Linked DNA regions of Homo sapiens: region 1 is linked to region 2. The links are chromatin contacts, found by Hi-C or POLR2A ChIA-PET in ENCODE. All regions are on one chromosome and are shown on one strand. The core of a region is the stretch at or near the end of the contact, and the rest is flanking DNA. Distances in the headings are between cores, read along the strand shown. Region 1 holds the start of P4HA2 (prolyl 4-hydroxylase subunit alpha 2). Region 2 has its middle 31 kb from the start of CSF2.

Region 1 (6,635 bases), core at 2,292-4,791, 120 kb after region 2:
ATATAATAGAGACAATACTAGGACCTATATCTCATAGGGCTGTTGGAGGACTGAATGTGATGACAGATGTTGGCAGGTAGCCCTGCACTAGGCATAATTTATGTCAATCATTAGTACCAAGGGCACCAGAGAAACATCAGTGGACCTGAGGCAGCCAGCTGCCCAGCCCAAGTCAGCTGATTCCTGGGTGAGAAAGAAGGTCCAGACTAGGGAACAGTGAAGATGCAAACAAGGCAGAAATTGGGCGATCTCCATGTTCCAGGAGCACCACAAGAAATGAAACATTTAATTCAGGAGAGACTGGAATCAGGTATAATGTAGTACATTGATCATCAGGGGATAACCCTGGAACTGGTCAATCACTGGCTCTAAAGCTCATCAAGCAATGTTCTCTAGCAAAAGGCGGGGGATTGGACCAATACTCTAGGAACTCATGTACTTATATGCCTCTGACCTGCTCATTCCAGGCTCCTACAAGTACCCAGGCCTGAGGATCTCCACTACACCCTGGCCCTCAGAGTGCCAGGTACAAAACAGGCCACACTCTAAGCAAGCACTTCCTGAAAGGTCCAGAGCAGATGCTGGCCTGTTACCAGGCTCAGATAGATTCCATCTGAGCTGGAGAGCACTCTACCCAAACACTTAATCCTCTGCCCTGCAATGACACCAGCTGAACAAGAACTCTCTTCTAGGGCTCCAGTAAATCATCCAGACTTTTCATTCTCCTCTGCTCTGAGGAAAAAAAAAAAAAAAAAAAACTGTCTTTCTATCTCTCATTCCATGTCCGTAACACAAAGCCCACAGACCACAGGACCTTCCAGCCCTCTTTGCTCTAGGACAGGCTGATGTCTTACCCTAAGGAACTTCAAATGTCCAAATTGCTAGATGTGAGCAACTTTCCCGAAGTTTAACTCTCACTCCAGCACTCTGCTGGGCTTGCATGTACTTGCATCACAGCTTTTCCTGCCAACTTCCATCTGCATAATAGTAAACTCTTGACAGACCCCAGGAGCCAGGGACACACCTCCTAGCCCTCTGCACACTATCAGCCAGCGTGGCCACACATCAGCCAAGGCCTTGCTTCCAGTCTCAGACCCTCCCAAGGATGTGGGAGGGCAGAGTGAAAAAGGGAGGCCTTCTTAGGAAATGAGGAGACCCTAGATTCCCTCAACCGACTCATTCCTCAGAGCTGCACCCACGTAGTCTCTTCCTTTGATGAGCACTCACAGCCGGGCTCCTCCCCTGGCACATGGCCAGCTGCCAATATGAAGCAGCAATCTCAGAGTACGAGCTACCCACAGGCAAGAATAGTGCCTCGGCCACCTCCTCTCTCTCGTCCCTCATTCTAGCCCCAGGCACGCTCCAGTCAGAAGCCAAACAGGCAGAAGGCACTCAAGGGATGAACTGAGATCAGCTGGGGCCAGTCTAAACCGGTGACTAAGTAAGCACTGTCTAGAGTACCCCAATGCAGAGCTTTCGACAGGATACAAGGGCCTATCACATGCCACAGACAATGCCTCAGCTAAGCTGTCACCAAGTCTGCCTGCTGAGCTCTCAGAGAACTAGGGTGATCCAGTATGACAGCATCTTTGGGATGAGGCCCCCAGCCAACTCACTCCATCCTTGCTACGTGGCTTCATTGGCTGGGCCACACAGTGGACACTCGGCTGTGTAAGAACAAGGAGGCCCTAAAAGAAAAGAATTCAAAGACCAAACATTCTGTGAGTGGGGAGAAGCAACCAGAGAGACTGGGCGCTGAGGCCCAGAACCACAGTGAGAGGCTGCACCTTGGACACCTCAGGGGCAGTTTAAGTACAAGCCAAAGGAAATCCTAGTTCATTTAACAGAGACTAAATTATGGAACCTAATGTCAGATGAGACACAGGCTGAGAACAAGCAGCAGACCCCAAAAACATCCTATAAATTCTTAGGTGGACAATGGATCTCCACAAAGTCTGGGACATTTAAGAATGCCCCAAGCTACAACGTAACGGACTCCAGCCCTTGCTCCTAGGACAGGATTTCCTACAAGAGGGCTGGGGCTGTGAGGCCCCAGGTAGTCTATTATCAAGAAGCACAAATCTCGGGTGTCACTCTACAGCAAAAGACAACAGTCACAGTCTTGGGAGGGATCCCAATGCTCTCCTGCACCATCTCTCTTTTTTATTTTTTTTTTAAGATGGAGTCTCGCTCTGTCTCCCAGGCTGGAGTGCAGTGGCACGATCTTGGCTCACTGCAACCTCTGCCTCCCAGGTTCAAGCGATTCTCCTGCCTTAGCCTCCCGAGTAGCTGGGACTACAGGCGCGCGCCACCATGCCCGGATAGTTTTTTGTATTCTCCTGCACCATCTTAAAGTCAAATAGAATACAAAGGCCAGGGACCCACCTGGGCTGTCCAGCAATACCTGAGGCAGGAAGTGCCCTGATCCAGGCTCCTGCTGCGAAGGTCAACTGGGCATCTTACACATGCAGGGCACAGTACCAGGCACGTTATCTCACTCCAGGGTCTTGTAGACAGCGTCCGTGGACAGCTATCCCCTACAGTGTTCCTTCCCCATCACCTTGCTTCCACTACAAGGCCATAAGGAATGGCATTGGCCAAGGTCTCTGCTCCCACTCACATAGGCTGTTCCTCTGTCCACGATGCCCTTTTGCCAGCCTTCCTCTGACCACTCCAGCTCATGGGTCACCTCCTCCGGGAAGTCCTCTGGCCGGAGGCAGTCAGTGCTCTACCAAGTACCCACTGCCCGCATTCCCTTCCAGCACAGCGCTCACCACACTGCTCTGGGCCAGGACCTTCCCGCTCTTCCAATCCGCCTGTCCCACTGGGTTAGCAACTGCTTGCGGTTTCTGGCACACAGAAGGGTCCCGTTTGTTGAATTAGTTAACGAATTATCACGGGTCTCCGCAGCTGCCAAGGAAAAACAACGCTGGTTCCACAAGGATGTCTGGGGGAGAAAAGACTTTCTGATCCAATGGCCCATCTAATGGGCTCCAAGCTGGACCCTGCCCGGACAAGACCTAGGACTCCCAGCCCTTGGGAGGGTGCAGAACGGGCTTAGCCAATATGAAGAGGCCCCTCAGGGCCAGGCGGACGCCGCGCCCCCGCTCCCAACAGCCGGCAGCCCGGGGTCAGGCCGCCACTTCCCGGGAGCCTGACAGGGAAGAGCGGCCAAGTTCCCAGCCCCGCCCGACAGCCGAGGGAACTGCACGAAGGGCGCCGCTGACCTCACCACCCTGAGCTCGGGAAGGCTTGCGGGCGGCGGCACAAGAACCCAGACGGGTGCAGAAACAGGGCGGAGGGTGCAGGGTGGCGGCCCGGACTGCGCTGCTGGCGGCTAGCGGCGCGACCCCCGGCCCCGGATCCGGCCCCGGCCCCTAACTCTCAGCCCCGCGCGGGCAGAACGCACCGCCTGGCGACCCCAGCCCGCGCCCCAGCGCTAAGGTTGATCTGGCGGCTGAGCGGGCGGGGCGCTCACCTGGACACTCGCAGCTCCCGGCGTTTCCAGAACCTCCCGCGGCGTCGCCCGGTCAGCTCGGCGCCTCCTCCCTTGGCGACTCCGCCTCGGGCCGCTGCCGGGGCTCCGCCCACTTGAGCCGCCGCCACGTCCCCACCTCACGCTCCACACGCCTGCCTGCGTCCTGGTCCCCAGCTCCGGTGGCTCCGCCGGGGTTCGCCGTCCTCTGCGACCCCTGGGAACGCCCAGGCTACCCGGCCTCGCGGGAGCCGGAGCCGGAGCCGGAGCCGGAGCTGGCCGCCCGCGCCCTTCATGCCGCCCGCAGCCCACCGCACGTACTCCGCGCCCGCCTGGCTTTGGCGCCCCCACCTGCGGGCCTTGGCCCGCCCTCCTGCCCAGCCCCTGGGCGTCTGGAGAGGTCGCCACGACCCGATCCCCTCGCCGGGGCTGTAGGGAGAGCGTCCCTGGAGGCTGACGGATTTCCCTGCCTGCGCTCATGCCCATTGCCTGGGGGGCCCTGCCGGGTACACGGGCCCCTTCTTCCCAGCACCACCACAAGGAGGCTGTTACGGGAGGCTGGGGTCACCCCGGCTAGGAACTGGGTATCAGGAGAGGAGGCAGAACAGTGGAGAAGACCCTGAGGAAGACTAGGGACCTGGGGCCCACCCCCTGGAGACCGAGATTGGGAGGCCCATTCCCAGGGCCGAGCTCTCAGTGGGTTTCAGAGAGTCCCGGGCTCTGGTCCAGGCAGTCCTGGTGGCATGTGCAGGGGTGATGGATTGATGAGAAGGGGGCCCATCAAAGGCTGGGTGGGGGCGGAGGCGGGGGGGCGGTAACAACCTGGGGCACACTGGGTTGCCCAAACCCTTCTTTATGCCATGGGCCAAAAAGAGTGGACACCTGGTTCAGCCAATCCAGTCTGGAAGGGAATAAGGACAGAGATGCAGCAAACCTCAGCCTGAGCGGGAGGAGGCCCTGGCGGCCAGGCAGGTTCCCACGCCTGCTCTGTGAACCTTCCTCTCATGAATGAGGGGAAGCACGGTCTGAGAATCTCATCAGGGAGCAAGCCCAGAGCGGGAGATGCCCAGCCTCCGCCCAGGCCCAGTGTGGATATTCCCTACGGCACACGGGCCAGGCAGGCGGCCCAGACCTGGGGAAAGCAGGAGCACGCACACGGAAATACACATAAAACATGGGTGAGCCATTGTTCCTGCCTGCGTCAGCCACCGGCTCGAGCCCGGCTAAAACTACACAAACCCTCCTGCATCTGCTACATCCACAGAAGCTTCCTTCCATCTCCTCCCCCTTCTCAGGAGTTTGCCCCATGGAACATCCCTTTTCTCTCCTGAAGGCTCAACTACCCGCTCTCAACTGGATCTTTCCCATTGGCCTGTAAATGTGTTCAAGCCTCTACTATGGGAACAAAACCCTCATTCGACCCCACTGAGTGTCTCTGTTCTCAACCGCAGCGGAATTTCTTGAAAGAGCTGTCTCCCCATCCTCACATCTCTCCCACTCTTCAGGCCCTAAAGGAGCTGTCTCTCCCACTCTTCAGGCCCTGCAGTCAGCCTTCTAGCTCCCTAACAGCACCAAACCAGGTCTCAATAAACTGTAGCCTCCAATCTCCAATTTCAACGGCTGTTCTTCAGACCTCATCTGCCAGGGCCCTGAGCAGTGTCTGACACCCAGCGATGACCACAGCCCCTCTGGAACACTGATTTCCCTTGGTTTCCCCTCATCCTTTCTGGCCACCTCTGCTCAAGCTTCTTCAGCATCCTCTCCCTATTAGTAAAGGTTGGGGGTTCCTCAAAACTCAGGTCTAGGCTTTCCACTTCACGCTTCTCTTTACACGCAGGTGACACAAATTTCTCTCTTTACCCTTATCCTTACTGCTGAACCCCAGATTCATGTAACTCACTGTTCAGTGTACATCCCCACTTGAGTGTCCACAGGCACCTCAATGGCAACATGTCCAACACAGAGTTATTGTTCTCCCCCTACATCTTCCCCCTCCACACATCCTGTCTTCACTGCTGTACTGAAGGAGATACTTCCCATCAGTTACCTAACCAGAAGCCTGGGAGTCATACTTGGCAGCTCCCTCTCCCTCATCCCCAGACCCTATTTACCTATATCCCAAGTCTGTTCAATTTTACCCCTAAATCTCCCTCTAATCCACCCACTTCTCTCCATCTTTTTCACATGAGTGATGGCAACACTTTCCTGACTGGCTGCTCCTCCATTTTTGTTCCCTCTCATCTCTCCTTCACTACAACCATGATGATCTCAAAATGCAGATCTGAGCCCATTACTTGCAGCTGGGAAATTGCCCTGATCTTGAGAAACATCAAAAAGTGGTTTATAAGGTTCCACATGGTTTGGCCTCTGCTCACTTCTGTAACCACATCGAACTTCCTCCAGTCTCTCTAACTGGCCATTCCCCCTCCCCACCCCAGACCTTTATACATGCTGTTCCTTCTGTCTAGAAAAAATTTTTCCCTCCCTGATTAAAACCTTCAGAATCCTTCAGATTCCCTCAGAGGCAGAGAGATTTTCCTTACTTCCCTGAGTAGGTCAAAACCTCCCATAACAGACCAGGCACGGTGGCTCATGCCTGTAATCCCAGCACTTTGGAAGGCTGAGGCGGACGGATCACCTGAGGTCAGGAGTTCGAGACCAGCATGGCCGACATGGTGAAACCCCGTCTCTACAACAATACAAAAATTAGCTGGGCATGGCCAGGCACGGTGGCTCACGCCTGTAATCCCAGCATTTTGGGAGGCCGAGGCGGGTGGATCACGAGTTCAGGAGATCAAGACCATCCTGGCTAACATGATGAAACCCCGTCTCTACTAAAAATACAAAAAATTAGCCGGGTGTGATGGCGCATGCCTGTAGTCCCAGCTATTCAGGAGGCTGAGGCAGGAGAATCGCATGAACCCGGGAGGCAGAGCTTGCAGTGAGCCACGCATGATGGCGGTGTCTGTAATCCCAGCTACTAGGGAGGCTGAGGTGGGAGAATCACTTGAACCCAGGAGGCAGAGGTTGCCGTAAGCCAAGATCGTGCCATTGCACTCCAGCCTGGGTGACAAGAGCAAGACTGTCTCAAAAAAAAAAAAAAAAAAACCACACACACAAAACCTCCCATAACAGCTTCTCATGTCCCCGTGTGCTTCGT
Region 2 (6,827 bases), core at 708-3,207:
CTAAAGGCAAGGAGCTCTGAGTCCTGTGTGGTTTCCTGAAGGTGCTTCATGAACTACTTCCATTAATAAACTCTTTCATCTTAAATTTTTAAAATGAAATGAAACTGTCCTAGAAAGTTACAGACTGAGTCCCTCACCATTATTGATACCTTGGAGTACATGGGTCTTCCCTTGAGTAGATTTTCTGGGAGCTATTCTACCCACGTCCGTTTGTTGAGATCTTACAGGATTTCTTGCCCCAGTTAAATCTCCTGGGGTAGGCAAAGTGCTCAAGAAGTTGGAATGGGGCTGTGGGGTTCCACAAACAAGGGAAGCACCCAGAGGGCCCAACATCAGTACTCAGGGCCTCCTTGGCTTCTGGCCTGCAGCTGGGGAGGCAGGGCTGCAGTGCTGGAGGGGCATCTCTGTCAGCCTCCTGCAGCACAGGGGCCAGGGTCTGGGGGCAGCAATCACTTTGGTGACTAATAACCTAATCATGGAAAATTACAACTTCCTGAGCTAGGTATATCAGAGGTGGCCACAAAACTCTTTATGATGTGGCCAAAAATTCCTCCTACCACCACAGCCCTTGAAAATAGGTCAAAGACACCTTCTATGGAACTCTCAAAACAGGGCTTAGCTCACACCATCTACCTCCGTCATTGTGCTGCAAACACTGGAGCTTTTGTGAGAATGCTCTCCTCTTCTGCGGTTTGAGCTCAGTTTTGGCTCTGGGCTAATCATCTGTCCTGTCCTACTTGTCTTCCACAAGGGACCGACTGGTCATGAAGGCCATGAAGGCTGTCTGCTGTGTGTCCCTGGAAATGTCTGTCGACAGCCTCTCTAGGCAGAAGTGTTTCTTCTTGTGTACCAACCAAGACCTATAGGCCTCGCCTCATCTCCCAAGCTATACCTCACCACAAAGCAGAACAAGGGTGGACTAAGAACTGGCAGAGACTTATACTTGGCTTTCCAGAGGTCCCAGGTTTGTGGTAGGGGTTCATGAGGCTGGCTGCTGTCTAGATGAGATATGCAGAGTGAGCTCTTTTCCCTGAATGCTGGGCATCCCATCGGTAGTATGGGACAGGGTAAGCTCCTGGCCTGGCTGGCTCCAATGCTGCCTGAGTGAAGCTATGTAACCCTGGGACATCTCTCTTAGCATGCTGATATTTGGCTGCTTCTCTGATAATGGGAGCAGCATTCTCTGGTATGGGGTGCTGTGGAAGACCTAGGGAATGGGACAACAGATTAAAATGGGCTTTGAAGACCCTTGCAGAGGTGACCAGGGAGGCCCAACCTTCTATTTCCTGTGCTCAGGCCTTGGCAGAGACAGAAACCACGAGGCTCCAAGGTCCCCAACCAGTGGGACCCCGACACCAGGAGGACAGGACTCTCAGAGTTCTGTGCCTACTCCTCAGTTTCTTTTGTGTCTGCTGCTATCAGGAGTCCCAATCTACAGGGCTCAATCAGGATGGGATCCTTAGTGTGGCACCTGGGTCAGAAAGCCGCCCCTGCTAAGAGGCTCAGGACAGGGCTAACTGGGAGAAGAGGCCCCACCTAAGTGTCTGCCACCCAAGATGATACTTTTTTTGGCCCAGAAGCCTCATCTGACCTCTGGCCCAGGCCTCAGCCTGGGTGAGGGTGGACATCTCTGTCCTAACAAGATCCTTGGGAGCCTCCAGGCAGTCCCCTTCCAGGGATAAGAGGTCCTGTGTCTGCTTGGCCTAGAGCCAGGCCTGTGCTGAGTCACAGGACTCTGGTGTTCAAGGCCAAAAACAATGACTTAAACATTCTGAAATCCAGGAAAAATCAGCACTGGCTTTCTACCTAAGAACCCTGCCCAGCTAGGCATGAGTTCACCCAGCAAGACAGTGACAAGGACAATGGGAAACTGCCTGTCCCCTGTAGGCAAGAGGAGCAGGGGGCTAAGCCTTGAGCCTGAAACCAACCCTGAAAGATTCTTTAAAAACCCCATATCATTTCATCTAAAATTAGCTTTCAGCATCTAAATCACTTCCTGTTACAGAAACCACAGGCCTGATGCTTCAGTCATCACCCTGCCTGCCTCTAGGGGTGGGGTAGGTGAGGTAGGAGTGCTGCACACAAAAAACAGTGACTATCCAAAAGTGACACAGCAGTCAGGAACCCCTTTCCCCACCCCCCCCACCCACTGCAGAAAGGATGGCTAAGCAGGGCCCTATAATGGTGTTGTTGTGGGGACCAGAGCCAATGTGAACATGCATGTGCATGTAGGCAAATATACACACATATGCACACTCCCCTGCATGCACACTATACACACAGACCAGAGCTTTCTCCACTGCCGCAGAGAGACTGCCGTATGGACAGCCCAAGCACGTCTCCGTTGTGCCCCTTCTGAGCACAGGACTCACCAAGAGAGGAGGGCAAGTGTCTGGCCTCCTTGGAGCATCTGCATCTCTGTTTCCACTTCTCTTACAGCCCTGGTTACTTTATGCCTAATTGGCTGTGAGCGAGGTTAGCCCAGCACTTGGCACTTGGCTCTCACTCATTGTTTCAGCCAACATTGCCAAGTGTTTCCTGTGTGCAGAAAACCAGGTGGTGGCCGGATTGAGGATGTGGAGCAAGTCAGAGGCCATCCCTGTACACCAAGAACTGAAGTTGAAGAAACCAACTGAATCTCTAAACCAGAGATGTCCAATCTTTTGGTTTCCCTGGGCCACTTTGGAAGAAGAATTGTCTTGGGCCACACATAAAATTCACTAACACTAACAATAGCTGATGAGCAAAAAAAAAAAAAAAAAAAAAAAAAAGAAAGCAAAAAATCTCATAATGTTTTAGGAAAGTTTACCAATTTATGTTGGGTCACATTCAAAGCTGTCATGGGTAGTATACAGCCTGTGAGTCATGGGTTGGACAAGCTTGCCTAAACCATCCAGAGAGCTCTGTTCTTCCTACTGCCTCAAGCTAAGCCCTGACCCAAACCTGAGACCTGGATTGAAGGATGCCAGCATCTGTGCACAGATAAACTGCAGCCACAGAAGGAAGACACTGATCATCTGTCACAAACTTGGTGAGTCATAAATAGTGCCACCTAAACCATGAGATAAACTGGGGGTGCACCTGGAAACCAGGTAGCCCCCCTCAAGGGCAGGGGCTTTTGTATTATAGGTCTGCTGCTATTCTCCCAGTACCCTCAATGGCACATGTCATGTAGAAGAGTCTCAGTAAATACCTGGTGGGTGACAGAATGGAGGTGGGTGATTCTGTTGATGAGCAGGCTGGCACCGATGAGCATGGAGTATCTGCCAGCCCTAGGATGGTGCTGTGTCTGTGTCCATCCACTGTATGGTTACAAGAACTCAAGGTACCTGGGATCCCTCAGTCCTCACAGACCAGCTCCCAAGCTGGGCACAAAAGACAATGTATGTTGAGTGTTGTTTCTGACATGAGACTACTGGGACAGTAGGTGTCTGCCTGCTCCAGTATGAGGGATCCCACTACTTTGTCACTGGATGGCTTTGGTTGCAGTGGTTTTCTAACCAAAGCACAATGACCCTTCAGTGGGGTCAGCTTCAGCAAGATAAAGGCCTGGCCTGAAACAGGTGTCTTCTATAAGAAAGACAGAGTTGTGTCCATTATGCCTCTCTCGCTGCTTCCTGGTAAAGGGACCTAGGCATCCCTGGGTGACTGGAATGCCTGGTGACCACTTCCATCCACCCCCATTAGCTGCTGCTAAGGTACACATGAAGTATCTTAGGTTCCCAGAAAGAGAACCCCTGTTGAACAGTAACAAGCCCCAGCACAGGGTGCTAATGATTTATCTGCTTTCACATTTGAGCGTGCTTTCTTGGAAGTGATGGAGAATCTTCGGCCTGAAGATGTGGAGGCGCATGCAGAGTCCTGAGCTCCCCACAGGCAGCTTAGGTGTAACTGAGAAGGAGCTGTGAGCATATCTGGCTCTCCAGCTCCCACAGCAAGCGGGGTCCACCAGTATTGACATGGCTCTTGTCTGCATGATAAGCTGGACCAACAAGGCCAGGGCTCTGCCCACAAAGCTAAACTAGTATGGGGACTTGGCACTTGTCCCTGTCAGGGGAATGGTAAGCATTTTCGCACAGACTAGACATATTTTCCAAAGGCCTGCTTTAAATCAGGCCTTATCTGGGCACTGAGGATACAATTAGGAAGAAGACAAAAGTCTGTCTCTCAACAATGGCATATTCCACTGAGGGAGACATGTAATTATAATACCAGATTGTAAGTACAAAACTAGAGAGGTATTAGAAAAAGACAGACATGGTGCTCTCGGTGCATAGAGAAGGAACATGCCACCCAGCCTGGAGGCTAGGCACAGTTTTGGTGAAAATTTTTACTGAGGTAGAACTCAGTAGGAATAAGACATTACCAAATTGAATTAAAAGAATAACAGATCATGATCAAGCAGGGTCATTCCCAGGAATGCAAATTTGATTATGGAAAATCTACCAATGTACTTCTCCACAATAATTGGTTAATCTAAAGATGATCATCTCAACAGAAACATCCGTTTATGAGAAAAATTCTTTGTCTACTAGGACTACTAGGAAGCATCCTTAATAAGATCAAGAATTATACCAGAAACCGGCCAGGCGCAGTGGCTCATGCTTGTAATCCCAGCACTTTGGGAGACAGGCAGATCACTTGAGATCAGGAGTTCGAGATCAGCCTGGCCAACATGGTGAAACCCCATCTCTACTTAAAAAAAAAAAAAAAAAAAAAAATTATCCGGGCATGGGAGTGTGTGCCTGTAATCTCAGCTACTCCAGAGGCTGAGGCACAAGAATTGCTTGAACCTGGGAGGTGGAGGTTTCAACGAGCCAAGATTGCACCACTGCTCTACAGCCTGGGTGACAGAGTGAGACTCTGTCTCAAAAAAAAAAAAAAAAAAAAAAGAGAGAGAGAATACTATAAACACCTCTATGCAAATAAACTAGAAAATCTGGAAGAAATGGATAAATTCCTCGACACATAAACTCTCCCAAGACTAAACCAGGAAGAAGCTGAATCTCTGAATAGACCAATAACAGGCTCTGAAATTGAGGCAGTAATTAATAGCTTACCAAACAAAAAAAGTCCAGGACCAGATGGATTCACAGCCGAATTCCACCAGAGGTACAAGGAGGAGCTGGTACCATTCCTTCTGAAACTATTCCAATCAATAGAAAAAGAGGGAATCCTCCCTAACTCATTTTATGAGACCAGAATCATCCTGATACCAAAGCCGGGCAGAGACACAACAAAAAAAGAGAATTTTAGACCAATATCCCTGATGAACATCGATGCAAAAATCCTCAATAAAATACTGGCAAATCAAATCCAGTAGCACATCAAAAAGCTTATCCACCATGATCAAGTGGGCTTCATCCCTAGGATGCAAGGCTGGTTCAACATATGAAAATCAATAAATGTAATCCAGCATATAAACAGAACCAATGACAAAAACAATATGATTATCTCAACAGATGCAGAAAAGGCCTTTGACAAAATTCAACAACCCTTCATGCTAAAAACTCTCAATAAATTAGGTATTGATGGGACATATCTCAAAATAATAAGAGCTATCTATGACAAACCCACAGCTAATATCATACTGAATGGGCAAAAACTGGAAGCATTCCCTTTGAAAACTGGCACAAGACAGGGATGCCCTCTCTCACCACTCCTATTCAACATAGTGTTGGAAGTTCTGGCCAGGGCAATCAGGCAGGAGAAGGAAATAAAGGGTATTCATTTAGGAAAAGAGGAAGTGAAATTGTCCCTGTTTGCAGGTGACATGATTGTATATCTAGAAAACCCCATTGTCTCAGCCCAAAATCTCCTTAAGCTGATAAGCAACTTCAGCAAAGTCTCAGGATACAAAATCAATGTACAAAAATCACAAGCATTCTTATACACCAATAACACACAAACAGAGAGCCAAACAATGAGTGAACTCCCATTCACAATTGCTTCAAAGAGAATAAAATACCTAGGAATCCAACTTACAAGGGACATGAAGGACCTCTTCAAGGAGAACTACTAACCACTGCTCAATGAAATAAAAGAGGATACAAACAAACGGAAGAACATTCCATGCTCATGGGTAGGAAGAACCAATATCATGAAAATGGCCATACTGCCCAAGGTAATTTATAGATTCAATGCCATCCCCATCAAGCTACCAATGACTTTCTTCACAGAATTGGAAAAAACTACTTTCAAGTTCATATGGAACCAAAAAAGAGCCCACATTGCAGAGTCAATCCTAAGCCAAAAAAACAAAGCTGGAGCATCATGCTACCTCACTTCTAACTATACTACAAGGCTACAGTAACCAAAACAGCATGGTACTGGTACCAAAACAGAGATATAGACCAATGGAACCGAACAGAGCCCTCAGAAATAATGCCGCATATCTACAACGACCTGATCTTTGACAAACCTGACAAAAACAAGAAATGGGGAAACGATTCCCTATTTAATAAATGGTGCTGGGAAAACTGGCTAGCCATATGTAGAAAGCTGAAACTGGATCCCTTCCTTACACCTTATACAAAAATTAATTCAAGATGGATTAAAGACTTACATGTTAGACCTGAAACCATAAAAACCCTAGAAGAAAACCTAGGCAATACCATTCAGGACATAGACATGGGCAAGGACTTCATGTCTAAAACACCAAAAGCAATGGCAACAAAAGCCAAAATTGACAAATGGGATCTAATTAAACTAAAGAGCTTCTGCACAGCAAAAGAAACTACCATCAGAGTGAACAGGCAACCTACAGAATGGGAGAAAATTTTTGCAATCTATTCATCTGACAAAGGGCTAATATCCAGAATCTACAA

What was found. Hi-C counts contacts between places; a loop is a spot of excess contacts on that map. ChIA-PET counts read pairs that join two places held with the same protein, here RNA polymerase II (POLR2A). Pooled maps may share reads with other maps.
Region 1: a pooled map shows a loop between it and region 2 (3-fold over the local background). The contact joins the promoter of P4HA2 here to the enhancer-like site in region 2. A Hi-C loop is called at or near these places in 6 of 37 single-sample maps with no recorded cell type and 7 of 50 pooled maps. POLR2A ChIA-PET finds 5 or more read pairs at or near these places in 4 of 52 experiments (OCI-LY7, PC-3, activated CD4-positive, alpha-beta T cell and 1 more).

Annotation. Positions count from the first base shown.
Region 1 is chr5:132,224,312-132,230,946 of GRCh38, forward strand. It overlaps P4HA2 (prolyl 4-hydroxylase subunit alpha 2), which reads right to left and starts at 3,542. Exons shown (of 15, transcript NM_001017974.2): 1 at 3,479-3,542. RefSeq lists silencers at 3,259-3,518, 3,659-3,888.
Region 2 is chr5:132,101,799-132,108,625 of GRCh38, forward strand. No RefSeq gene overlaps it. Among named protein-coding and RNA genes, the nearest start is that of CSF2, 31 kb to the left of the region's middle. RefSeq lists enhancers at 1,598-1,892, 1,671-2,050. Within about 2 kb of position 1,958, at least 30 of the 41 ENCODE cell types and tissues checked have a DNase peak (open chromatin) inside an H3K27ac peak, as active enhancers do; they include OCI-LY7 and PC-3, where a contact is called at or near this core.